Linked DNA regions of Homo sapiens: region 1 is linked to region 2. A link is an interaction called in ENCODE POLR2A ChIA-PET data of the cell type or tissue named here. Cell type or tissue: Panc1. All regions are shown on one strand. Links, peaks and the distances in the headings refer to the core of each region. The heading gives the core; the rest is flanking DNA.

The links. ChIA-PET counts read pairs that join two places held together with the same protein. Peaks named below come from ENCODE experiments on the same cell type or tissue, not always from the same donor. Only the 100,000 strongest peaks of a DNase experiment are listed, where the experiment ranks them.
Region 1: POLR2A ChIA-PET joins it to region 2 with 7 read pairs; 6 of 35 experiments call an interaction of 5 or more read pairs at or near these places.

What each region holds. Positions count from the first base shown.
Region 1 is chr6:155,242,411-155,247,794 of GRCh38, reverse strand. It overlaps TIAM2 (TIAM Rac1 associated GEF 2), which reads right to left. Exons shown (of 27, transcript NM_012454.4): 17 at 3,716-3,784; 18 at 3,012-3,137; 19 at 2,064-2,172. It also overlaps a transcript of TFB1M not described here. Among named protein-coding and RNA genes, the nearest start is that of CLDN20, 19 kb to the left of the region's middle. RefSeq lists an enhancer at 1-460. In Panc1, for the core only: no CTCF peak of the experiment used is centred there; no DNase peak of the experiment used is centred there; H3K27ac peaks cover 4,329 bases.
Region 2 is chr6:155,298,695-155,304,078 of GRCh38, reverse strand. All of the region lies in intron 2 of TFB1M (transcription factor B1, mitochondrial), which reads left to right. Among named protein-coding and RNA genes, the nearest start is that of TFB1M, 13 kb to the left of the region's middle. In Panc1, for the core only: no CTCF peak of the experiment used is centred there; no DNase peak of the experiment used is centred there.

The DNA.
Region 1 (5,384 bases), core at 161-5,160, 56 kb after region 2:
GGGAGCTTCCGAGGATGGAATGCAGGCTGCGCCCCAAAGACTAACACTGACTCAAAATGCAGGAATGTCTGACTTTAAAGACACATTTCATGCATACCCATGAGAAATATTGTTATAGGTGGCCTAAAAAGTGAGTTTCAAACAATTCATTAAAAGCCATGAAGCGTGGCCAGGTGCGGTGGCTCACGCCCGTAATCCCAGCACTTTGGGAGGCTGAGGCGGGCAGATCACCTGAGGTCACGAGTTCGAGACCAGCCTGGCCAACATGGTGAAACCCGTCTCTACTAAAAATACAAAAATTCGCCGGGCGTGGTGGTGGGCGCCTCTAATCCCAGCTACTCAGGAGGCTGAGGGAGGAGAATCACCTGAACTCCTGAGGTGGAGGGTGCAGTGAGCCAAGATCGCGCCACTGCACTCCAGCCTAGGCAACAAAGTGAGACTCCATCTCAAAAAAAACAACATCAAAAAAGCCATTAAGCAATGTTATCCAGACCCTACACCATACCCACAAAAATTTCATAAAGGAAAATAAACCAGTGTTTTTCCCACTGGCCTCACTCTAGTTGTTGCTTATTTGTATTCTGTACACTTAAGGGTTATCTGGAAAGCAGTGTCTTTTCTCCTGTAAAGTAAGGTGACAGGCACCACAGCCTGCAGCCTACAGCCTTCACTCCACAGCTCCAAGCAGATTCACCTTTCGCATACCTAGAGCCACAGCTCCCTTCCAACAGGCATGGCAGTAGGACCCTCTCTGGCAGTGAAAACTGCCCCTTTGTCTGAGTGCCATGAAGGGTGTGTGTAGGAATCCAGGTGCATTTGGTTTGGGTACCAGCGGATACACCAGTGCTACTTGGATTCCACCAGTTGGCACTGGATGCCCAGTTGCTTGGAATGCAGCTACTCTGAAGGAAGATACACCCTTATTTGGGATTGTGTTGTAAGATCAAAATCTACAACATTCTAGGAGATGCAATACCATTTTGAATGTGATTACCAGGCCAAGTAGGTGGTGACAGGACCCCTCTTCTTTATGACAAAGGAGGAATGGAGCAAGCCATTGGTATGCTTTCACTGTACTGCACTGACTGTCAATATGTATTGACAAGTACATTGGTATGCTTTCACTGTACTACAGACTGTCAATACAAAGGTGCTTGTGGGCCAGGCGTGGTGGCTCATGCCTATAATCCCAGCACTTTGGGAGGCCTAGATAGGAGGATCACTTGAGGCCAGGAGCTTGAGACCAGCCTGGGCAACACAGTGAGACCCATTTCTACGAACATTTTTACATTTTTAAAATTAATTAATTAAATTTAATTAAAAAGAGGGTGTTTGTGGGAGGAAATGGCAACAGAGTTCAGCAACTGTCTAAAGCAACTGGAGAAGATGGATTTGGGCTGGGTCTTGCTCATTTGAAGCACTCTAAGACCCCACTTTTTAAATGTGGGGCTTTTCTTCTGGGATATCATGACGTTCTGGATTAAAATCCAATGGCAGAGCTGCATCCGTGGACATGAATGAGCACTAAGGGCGTCAGGATAAACCTCCAGATGCCCTCCAGGCCCACGCAGAGAGAAACACCGAAGAGCAACCTTTGGGAAATGTGAGCTCTTTCCAGTTGCACCAGAGAGACTTTACTTTCAGCTGACACACTTCTTGTGAGTTTCGTGGTAGGCTGTTGTGGCTCCTCAGGCTTAAGAAGATTAACAAGGAAAAAAAAAAAAACACCATAGCATGCATTTCTTTCTACTCCCATCTAGGGTTTGGGGTTGCAAGTTTTTAGAGAAAGGAATTTGGCAAGAAAAGAATCCAGATGTAACTGACAGCAAAGTGACACATGGCAAAGCAACATCTCTGCTCTTAGGCATACTTGTTCCCAGCTACTAATTAACTGACAGAAACAGAAACCTTTCCCTTTAATATTTGCCACTGTCAAGGTCAAGGATGGACCTTAATACATCAAAATTGTACTTACTCTCTACTTGTTAAATACAGATTTACCCTTTACTAACAGTTAAAAATGCAAAAAAAAAAAAAAACTATAAAAGGCATAAGCAACTTACCTCGCTCCAGAACCTTCTGTACTTTGATATGGTTAGCACAGAATCCACTGTACAGTTTAAAGTGGTCCGCGTAATAAAGGAAAGAGCCTCCAAGGGAAAACAGTAATTTCTAGAAGGGCAGAGGGGAAAGTCAAATCAGACATGGTTTAATCAATGCGTGCTGGCTTATGGCATTTGACGGCCCCATGGCTTCTGTCAGATTCCATAGCACTAATGCCTTGGAGAAGTTCAAACCTGCTCCATCCACACAGGAGGTGGGGAACAGCCCAGGCGCTCCCCTGGCAGGTATCTAGCTTGACTGCAAAGTTTCCAGCGGCAGAGCCTACTGACAGTGTGCAATCCAAGGACAAGAAACAAAGAAAGTTCTACAAAAATACAGCTGACAAGGTGGGATATAAACAATCTGAGAGAGGTTCACTAATAAAGCCGACTCTGCATTGCTTGGGGAGAGTGATGCTGTCTGTATGGTTCCAGGTCCCCTTGGAGGGGCTTCCTGCCACACTGCGGCTTACACGGATGCTATGGAGCACTGGTGCTTCATAGAAGAGAGGGCTTGAGCCCAGCAATTAGAAACCTATTCTCTTAATCCCAGATCCACATGACCACGGGGAAGAAGGATTGGGCACAGGGTAGGAGCTCTGGTTTCAGAAGCAACCACCTTGGATATCCTTCACAGCAGCTGAGAAAAGAGCACGTACGTGGTCAACAACCAGGCGGGAGGTGCTGCTGGACTTCTGACTACCAAAAGCACCTGCGCCAGGAAAAAAAAATATATACAGCCTTCCTTTACCACCTGACAGAGGAAAACGGTGCAAGGAAATAGTCACAGGACAATAAATAGTCAATAGTCACAGGACAAGAAATTCTTTCTCATGAGAGAATTCTCATGAGAGAAATACGTACCATAGCCACGTATTTTTACTTTAAGCCTAAATCTGAGATACTTACTCTAAACTGTGAGGGGGTTTCTAGGGTGTTAAAGTCAGATGATGCTGAAATCCCATCCTCCAGGGTCTCCAGAAACACCTTCTGAAACTCAAGCATCTCTGGCAAACTTCCAAAAAGTGACTCCATCTATGTGAAGATCAGGATTTGAAATGAGGGGATTAGCCATGAAGTTCAGGACACCACGCTAACTCTTAGGCCCACAAATAAATCACAAGGAAATTCTTCACGGAAAAGCAGACAGAAAGTAAATCCTTTAAGAAGACAGCACATTCATTATGGGATATGGCTTATACATAGAAAGTTTCACAGCTCCATCCCCCATAATTCTCTATTACTACAGTAAATTTTTAAGTGGATGTAAAATTCTCAGAATTCAAATTAAGAAAAATGTAAGTCAGTAGAACTAATTATGTGGTTTCACATTACAAAGGTATGTATTGAAAAGGAATTTCTGATCACACTCTCTTCTACCTCAAAAAGACCATAACCGTCCCTCTGCCTTTGTAAACACTCTGCCACTGGGTCATGCAGCCGAGGCCACAGCAGTGGTTTAGGAGGAGGCTATGCCTGGGACTCTCAGAAGACCGTTAAGTCTTGGGATGTTCTTTTGGGATCAACAGAGATACTCTCATAGGAGTTCTGCTAAAAGGCAAACAGAGACTAACCTGTGGATCACTGGACAGAAGGAAGGTGATTTTATTTACCTCATCTTGGGTAAGAAAGGTCTCATTCTGAAGTGGCTCCAAGTATAATTCAAAGAGGCAGCTCAAATCCTGAAAGAAAATAGAAGAAAGTGTCTTCAACGCTTTAGTCTCCAAAATACCCATGAGATTTGGGTAGCAGCAACCTGGCAGCAGCTCCCAAGGCTCCCATCAGGATAATGAAGTTTATGCCTTGTTGAAATTCTTTTTTTTTTTTTTTTTTTTTTTTTTTTTTTGAGACGGAGTCTTGCTCTGTCACCCAGGCTGGAGTGCAGTGGCATGATCTCAGCTCACTGCAACCTCTGCCTCCTGGGTTCAAGAGATTCCCCTGCCTCAGCCTCCCACATAGCTGGGACTACAGGTGTGCTCCACCACACTCAGCTAATTTTTGTATTTTTAGTAGGGGCAGGGTTTCACCATGTTGGTCAGGCTGGTCTCGAACTCCTGACCTCAGGTGATCCTCCTGCCTTGGCCTCCCAAAGTGCTAGCATTACAGGCGTGAGCCACCACACCCAGCCTTTGTTGAAATTCCTGACCCCAAAAGTAGTGATTATTGCTCACCTAATTCAAAGAGTTTAATATCACAATACAGGCAACAGCTGGATTCCACACCTTTACAGCTCGATCATTCCCTCTGCTTAGGTAAGTGTCTTGGTGACAGAAACACCCTTTCTTCAGGCCACTGCAGCAGGGGCACTCACTTCCCTGCAGAGGAAGGGCGTCTGGGTGGCACTGGTGTCAGGTGCACCCCAGCTCCTGGCCTCTTCTGCCTCAGGGAGCACAGTGAGAGGTCCAGCATGGAGCTGGGAGGGTCAAGTTCTGGGGAGCCCTTCAACTTTGGGGTTGACTGATTCACAGAATCTCAAACTCACATATTCAAAGGCAATAAAAAACTCCCACAGAGCTGCAGCTCTAATGGCTAAACTCTAAGCCATATTTGGCTGTCTTGCAAACGAGGTTCCAGCAGGACAGTATAGTGGGAGTAGACTGCAGTTACAAAACCCATGAGCGAAAGATTTTGTTTAATAATTTGAAGCCAAAGCCAGGCATGGTGTCTCATGCCTGTAATCCCAGCACTTTGGGAGGCAGAGGCGGGTGGATCACCTGAGGTCAGGAGTTCAAGACCAGCCAAGCCAACATGGTGAAACCCTGTTTCTACTAAAAAAAAGAAAAAAAAAAAATAGCTGGGTGTGGTGGCGGGTGCCTGTAGTCCCAGCTACTCAGGAAGCTGAGGCAGGAGAATCTCTTGAACTCAGGAGGTGGAGGTTGCAGTGAGCCAAGATCATGCCACTGCACTCCAGCCTGGGTGACAGAGCGAGACTCCATCTCCAAAATAATAATAATAATAATTTGAAGGCAAGACCAGGATATAGTTCAGTGATAGAAAAGATTTCTCTTTTATTCTGAAGAATTTTGAGTCCTAAAATACTAGAAGCAGTTGACTGCAAAGTCAGCTATAATAACTCCCTCACTTCCCAAGAGGGGAACCTAAGACCCAGAGCTTTATAAAGCCCAAAGCATCCCCAGAACTTTCTGGCCTTAGTTCAGAGAGCAAAAGGCAAGGCCTGTGACACGGATGCTTTCACCATAAAAACCTCCCTGGCCTTCCCTCACCATATTCCACGCCAGACCGCTCAGAGAAGGGAGATGATGGAAGTTACTGAATCATATC
Region 2 (5,384 bases), core at 278-5,277:
GAACTCCTGAACTCAGGTGATTCACCTGCCTTGGCCTCCTAACCTTTGGGTTTTCTTATAGGTAAACACTGGTTATTTCCATACTTCATTGGCATAGTGGAAAGTTCATGGGATTGAGCATCAAATAGTCTAGTGACCAAATCTCAGATATGCCACCTACTAGCTTTGTGACCTTAAGCTTGCTGTTAAACCTTTTTTAGCTTCAACTTTCTCATCTGCAGCATGGGAATAATAGTTCTCTTCTGTGGATATTGCAAAGATGGATAGAAATGGATGTAAAGAGCCTGGCATAATCCCAGTAGCCAGTAATAGTTGCTATTTTAATTATTCCCCTTCCAGTCATCTTATTAAGAGACATATGAGGTAATTTCAGCGTCCAGGCAGAAAGAGCTATTTTTAGTTAGAGATAATGAAGTTTTGAAATTCTTTAATCTCTAACAATTTTTTTAAAAAGGAAGATTGCCTTCCTTGCTATTGTGACGTAACTATTTACTTTACACATGTAACTTACTTGATGTTACCATAGTTAATCATAACATAGACAAAACTCAACAAGTAAGCAAAAAGTGGCTTACAGCCAAAGTGACTTTTTAGTCCATACAAAGTATAAGTACGGAGATCAGTGGTAGAAGCAGGCCCACTGACAACTGTAAGAAGTAACAGTTGTTACAGTAACAGAAAGCTATAAAAGACAAATATAAACGCAGAAGAAACAATAATAATAATAGGGTAGCAAAAACACCTTCGTAACTATTGAGGCCATTATTCTAAAGACAACAGTAACCCTAGGTCATCAAGAAAAGGGTGAAATTTGGTTTAGTGTTCTTGGCCTAAGGAAGAGGATTGTGCCATATAGCATCCCTATACATTGGCCTAAGGAAGAAGGTTGTGTCGTTGGCATACCTGTACGTTGTGTACAATGTATAATGATAAAATTAGGATAATTAGCATATCCACCTCGAACATTTATCATTTATTTGTGGTAAGAACACACAATTATTATGTGTCAATTAAAAATAAAACAAACAAATAGAATAAAATCTGATATGGTTTGGCTATGTCCCTACTCAAATCTCATCAGTGAGCTCTCACGAGATCTGATGGTTTTATAAGGGGCATTTCTCCCTTTTGCTTGGCACTTTTCCTTGCTGCCACCATATGAAGAAGGACGTGTTTACTTCCCCTTCCACCATGACTGTAAGTTTCCTGAGGCCTCCCCAGCCATGCTGAACTGTGAGTCAATTAAACATCTCTCCTTTATAAATTACCCAGTCTCAGGTATGTCTTTATTAGCAGCATGAGAACGGACTAATACAAATCTAATGTCAAATTTAAAAAAGAGAGTGAAAGATTTGATAATGACATTGAAATATCCAACAAACTTAAAATTCCTATAAAAATAATTTTAGATATTTGTAGTATCATTTAAGATACGAGTGGTTATGTGATTTCTGTTTGTTTTTGCTCTGTTCATAAATTTAAAATACTGAGAAAGTCTGAAAACGTACATTTTTAATACAATTCAAGTTATTTTACATACTAAAAAAAAATAAAGCAAGCTAATTGACATTTTGACATCATGCTGTAACCTTCCCTCTAAAAGTCTGAAAAGTCTGCTGTAACATCTTAATTTTTTAATGAATAAATAGCAGTAGTCTTTTATATGTGTTATATATAAGAATACAAATTTTATCTTTCACCTACTATATTTTATACTATAGATTCTTTCCTTCTCATACAGTTTGCTTAACAGTTTTGCCCAGCCCTGTTACAAATATTTATTTCAACAGCATTTGGGCCCTACTATGTGGCAAATCAGGAAGAAGATAATTAACGTAACTACAGTGTTGGCTGCCATGAACCCCTTACATGAGAAGGTGACATAAAATATGCAAAATGGGTATTCAATGTAGTATTTCTTCTTAAGGAATCGATAATTTTGTGTAAGTTCTAAGAATTGCCTAAATTCTTTCCTCATCCAGTAAAATCAACAAAAAGCTGCCTAGCCAAACCACAATTACTTGCCCCCTGCAGAGGAGCTTTCACTAAGACTTTGGTTAGAGAAGAGATTTTTTTTTAAATGGCCACAGAAAGAATGCTTCTACATTTGTGTTTTAACTTGTATTAAAGGCATTGTTTATTACATTGTTTCATGTACCCTTTACAAAGCATAATACCAGGGAAAAAAAAATTATCTCTTGGAGTCTTGGTACAACTACTATTGAAAAGCAAAAATTATATATTTCATTATGTAAATCACGAGAGCTAGCTGTCATGATTGTTAGGATTGTTAGCTCTTGTGTTTTACATATATGCTTCCCCTCTTCATGGTTTGATTTTCGGTTTCTTCTTTTATAGCCTTATGTAATGATGCCTTTTACTCTAAACTGGCATACATCTCATTTTGGAAGAATATAGAATTGAACACTAAAATAAAAATGAAAGAAGAGTTTGAGAGTGTCTGTAAAAATACTCATTTGGCTGTAATCTGGTGCCTGCATTTGTGATTGGCTGTGCCTTTAAGCACATTCTGTGAAAACACCTCCAGGGTTTTGAAGTGTAATGCTCCATTGTTATTCTCGAATGCATATAATAGTGATTTTCCCACCCCCTCCACCATACCCCATGTATCATTATGGTAGTGAAAACATTTCTGCTACTGGTTGGCTAGAAGGTCTTCATGTGTTATTGCCTAATATCATTTGAAGTGTTTAAAAGGGTACTGTCTATAATCATAATATCAATTTAGTCTGTCTAGCACTGTTTCCCCATAATTGCTTTAAGGACTTCACATAAATCTGTTAACATGAGCGTTCATTCCTTCTGCAGTGGGGAGTTGCAAAGTAGATCAAGCTACAAATTGTCAAGAAGGAGGTGTACCTTTTAAAGTGTGGGGAGGATTTGGTTTGTCATTGACTGAGATTGAAAAGTGAATGGGAATCCAAAAGAAATGTAGTTTTAAACCTAGGAAAGGAGCTGGGTATGGTGGCTCACACCTGTAATCCCAGCACTTTGGGAGGCCAAGGCGGGCAGATCACTTGAGGTCAGGTGTTAGAGACCAGCCTGGGCAACATGGTGAAACCTCGTCTCTACTAAAAATACAAAAATTAGCCAGGTGTGGTAGTGCACACCTGTAATCCCAGCTCTTAGGGAAGCTGAGGCAAGAGAATTGCCTGAATCCCAGGAGCAGAGGTTGCAGTGAGCCAAGATTGCACCACTGCACTCCAGCCTGGGCAACAGAGCGAGACTCCATCTCAAAAAACAAACAAAAAACAAAAACAAAAAAGAAAACCCAGGAAAGGAAGGTAAATTTATTTATATTATATTAGCTTTTAGATATACAGTTGTACCTGTCAGGGTGGGAAAAGTTAACACTTCAAATTAAGTTAACGTCAAACAGCCAAATTTACATTGTTCTGTTGTGTTTTAGTCCTAACTACTAATTATTAAATACTTTCTATATATTGACATCATGAGACTTAAGCTATTAGTTCTGCCTCTTTGTTTTTGGCGTGCTAATTTGTTTTAACTTTGTGAACATAATTATAGAAAAAATTTTAGCGTTTTCCATTGATGATAAGTACTGTGATTAAATATGTGGTTTTATACATTAAGAGCATGCCGCATAGAGAGCTGTCTCTTTTTAAATTTTTAGTATATTGAAATCGTTATATTTTCCAAGATTTATTGCCTGGAACTCACCAGATCAAGTTTTACTAACTAGTGGTAATTTAAAATAATCTATAAGTACATTAGTATCAGAGGCATGCAATTATTTTTGCTAAACTACCATGGCTAAACATATCAAACTAGATGATTTCCAGACTTAAAAGTATGTTTAGCCTCTTACCAATAGAGGCGTTTCAGCTATTTATTTCTGGAAGATTATTTGTATAAATCTGCCTGATTGACTTGTGAAGTAAATCTTTGCAAGTTTCTAGACCCTACAAATTTGGGAAGCCAACATCTCCCAGGCTAAAAGAGAAAGTTTCCAGCTTTACAGAGACCTGAATGCCATTTGGTCATTCACTTATTCATGCACTTCTTAAATATGTATTAAACACTCACCATGCATTGCTGTAGCTACAGGGGCTATAAAGGTAGATAGGAAATGGGTCCTGCCCTTAAGGAGCATATGTCCTTGCAGGGGAAATTGAGATACAGTTTGTAAGTGCTGTAAAGAGGCAGACGCACAGTACAGTGTTGACACAAAGGTGGACTAATCCACAAGCCATGTTTCTTGGTCCAGTGTCTCCTCTCTGGCTTCTGTGATCATCTTGTTTATCCTCCCTCTTGGTTGTATGAGTTGGGCAAGGAGAGGTGTTAGGAGAAAAAAAATCAGCTTTAATGGACCTAGAGAATTAGGACCAAGGTAGGCTCAGGGCAAATGTTCCCTTTGAGCCTGTTCACCATCCCTATAAAGTGCTGGGCACATTCTAGAATCTTGGCAACTGAGTTGAAGCCAAGGTTCTCCGAGCTCTGACTTAATGTGGGAAGAGAGTCACTTCTTCCCTTGAAATCTACCTTAGCAGTGATGTTTCTTCTCGTTGATACATTCACTCCTGCCTTTTAAGTAAATTTATAAGCTCAGAGACTTTTTTAATATTTAACTAAGGACTTCAAGAATCAGTTTTGTGTTGGGCATGGGGCACTTAACACAATATGAATTTATAGATAACTTAGCTATAAAGTTTTTTGAATTAAGTGCCAACTCTTCAGTACTGTGAGAGTGTGGTGGTAGAGTAGGTGGAATGAAGAAGAAAAAGACTACAAGGGAAAAAGTGCTTTTTTTCCCCTTTTTGCTCACAAAGAGAAGGAAAAGGAAAGAAAGCAAATGATTAGTACGTGGAAATAGGTTGGGAAGTAGCTATTGTTAAACATCCAGGGTAATTCATTAGGTCGATAAGGGGTATGGATCAACAAATATTAAGATTAGGGATGCTCTGGTCAGAGGAGTATCTCGGAGTGCCAAGTGGAGACTGGCATCGACAGGTGACTTTCTACTTGGCTAAATCTACGCATATATTAAGTTAAAGATCTTGATGATATATAGAATCCTTTGTATATATATTTAGGCTATAAAGATTTAGTTAAATTAAGCTTATCTTTCATATGGTTGACTCCTGATTAATTCTCTGTATTTCATGATAATGTCCTTAGTCTCTAATTTAAAAACTTATTGATAGGAGTGAGTTTATTGCTAAATCTATATAGAAATAGAAGTCATCCTGAAGGTCAAAATTACACTAATATATTTGTAAAATTGTAAGCTAGTGTTGTACTGTCTGTTACTATCCCTAATCATTCATAGGTGTTAAAATGAAACGCCACCATTGTCTGTTGCAATAGACGTGATGCAGTATTTGTTCATTAATGATCACCCC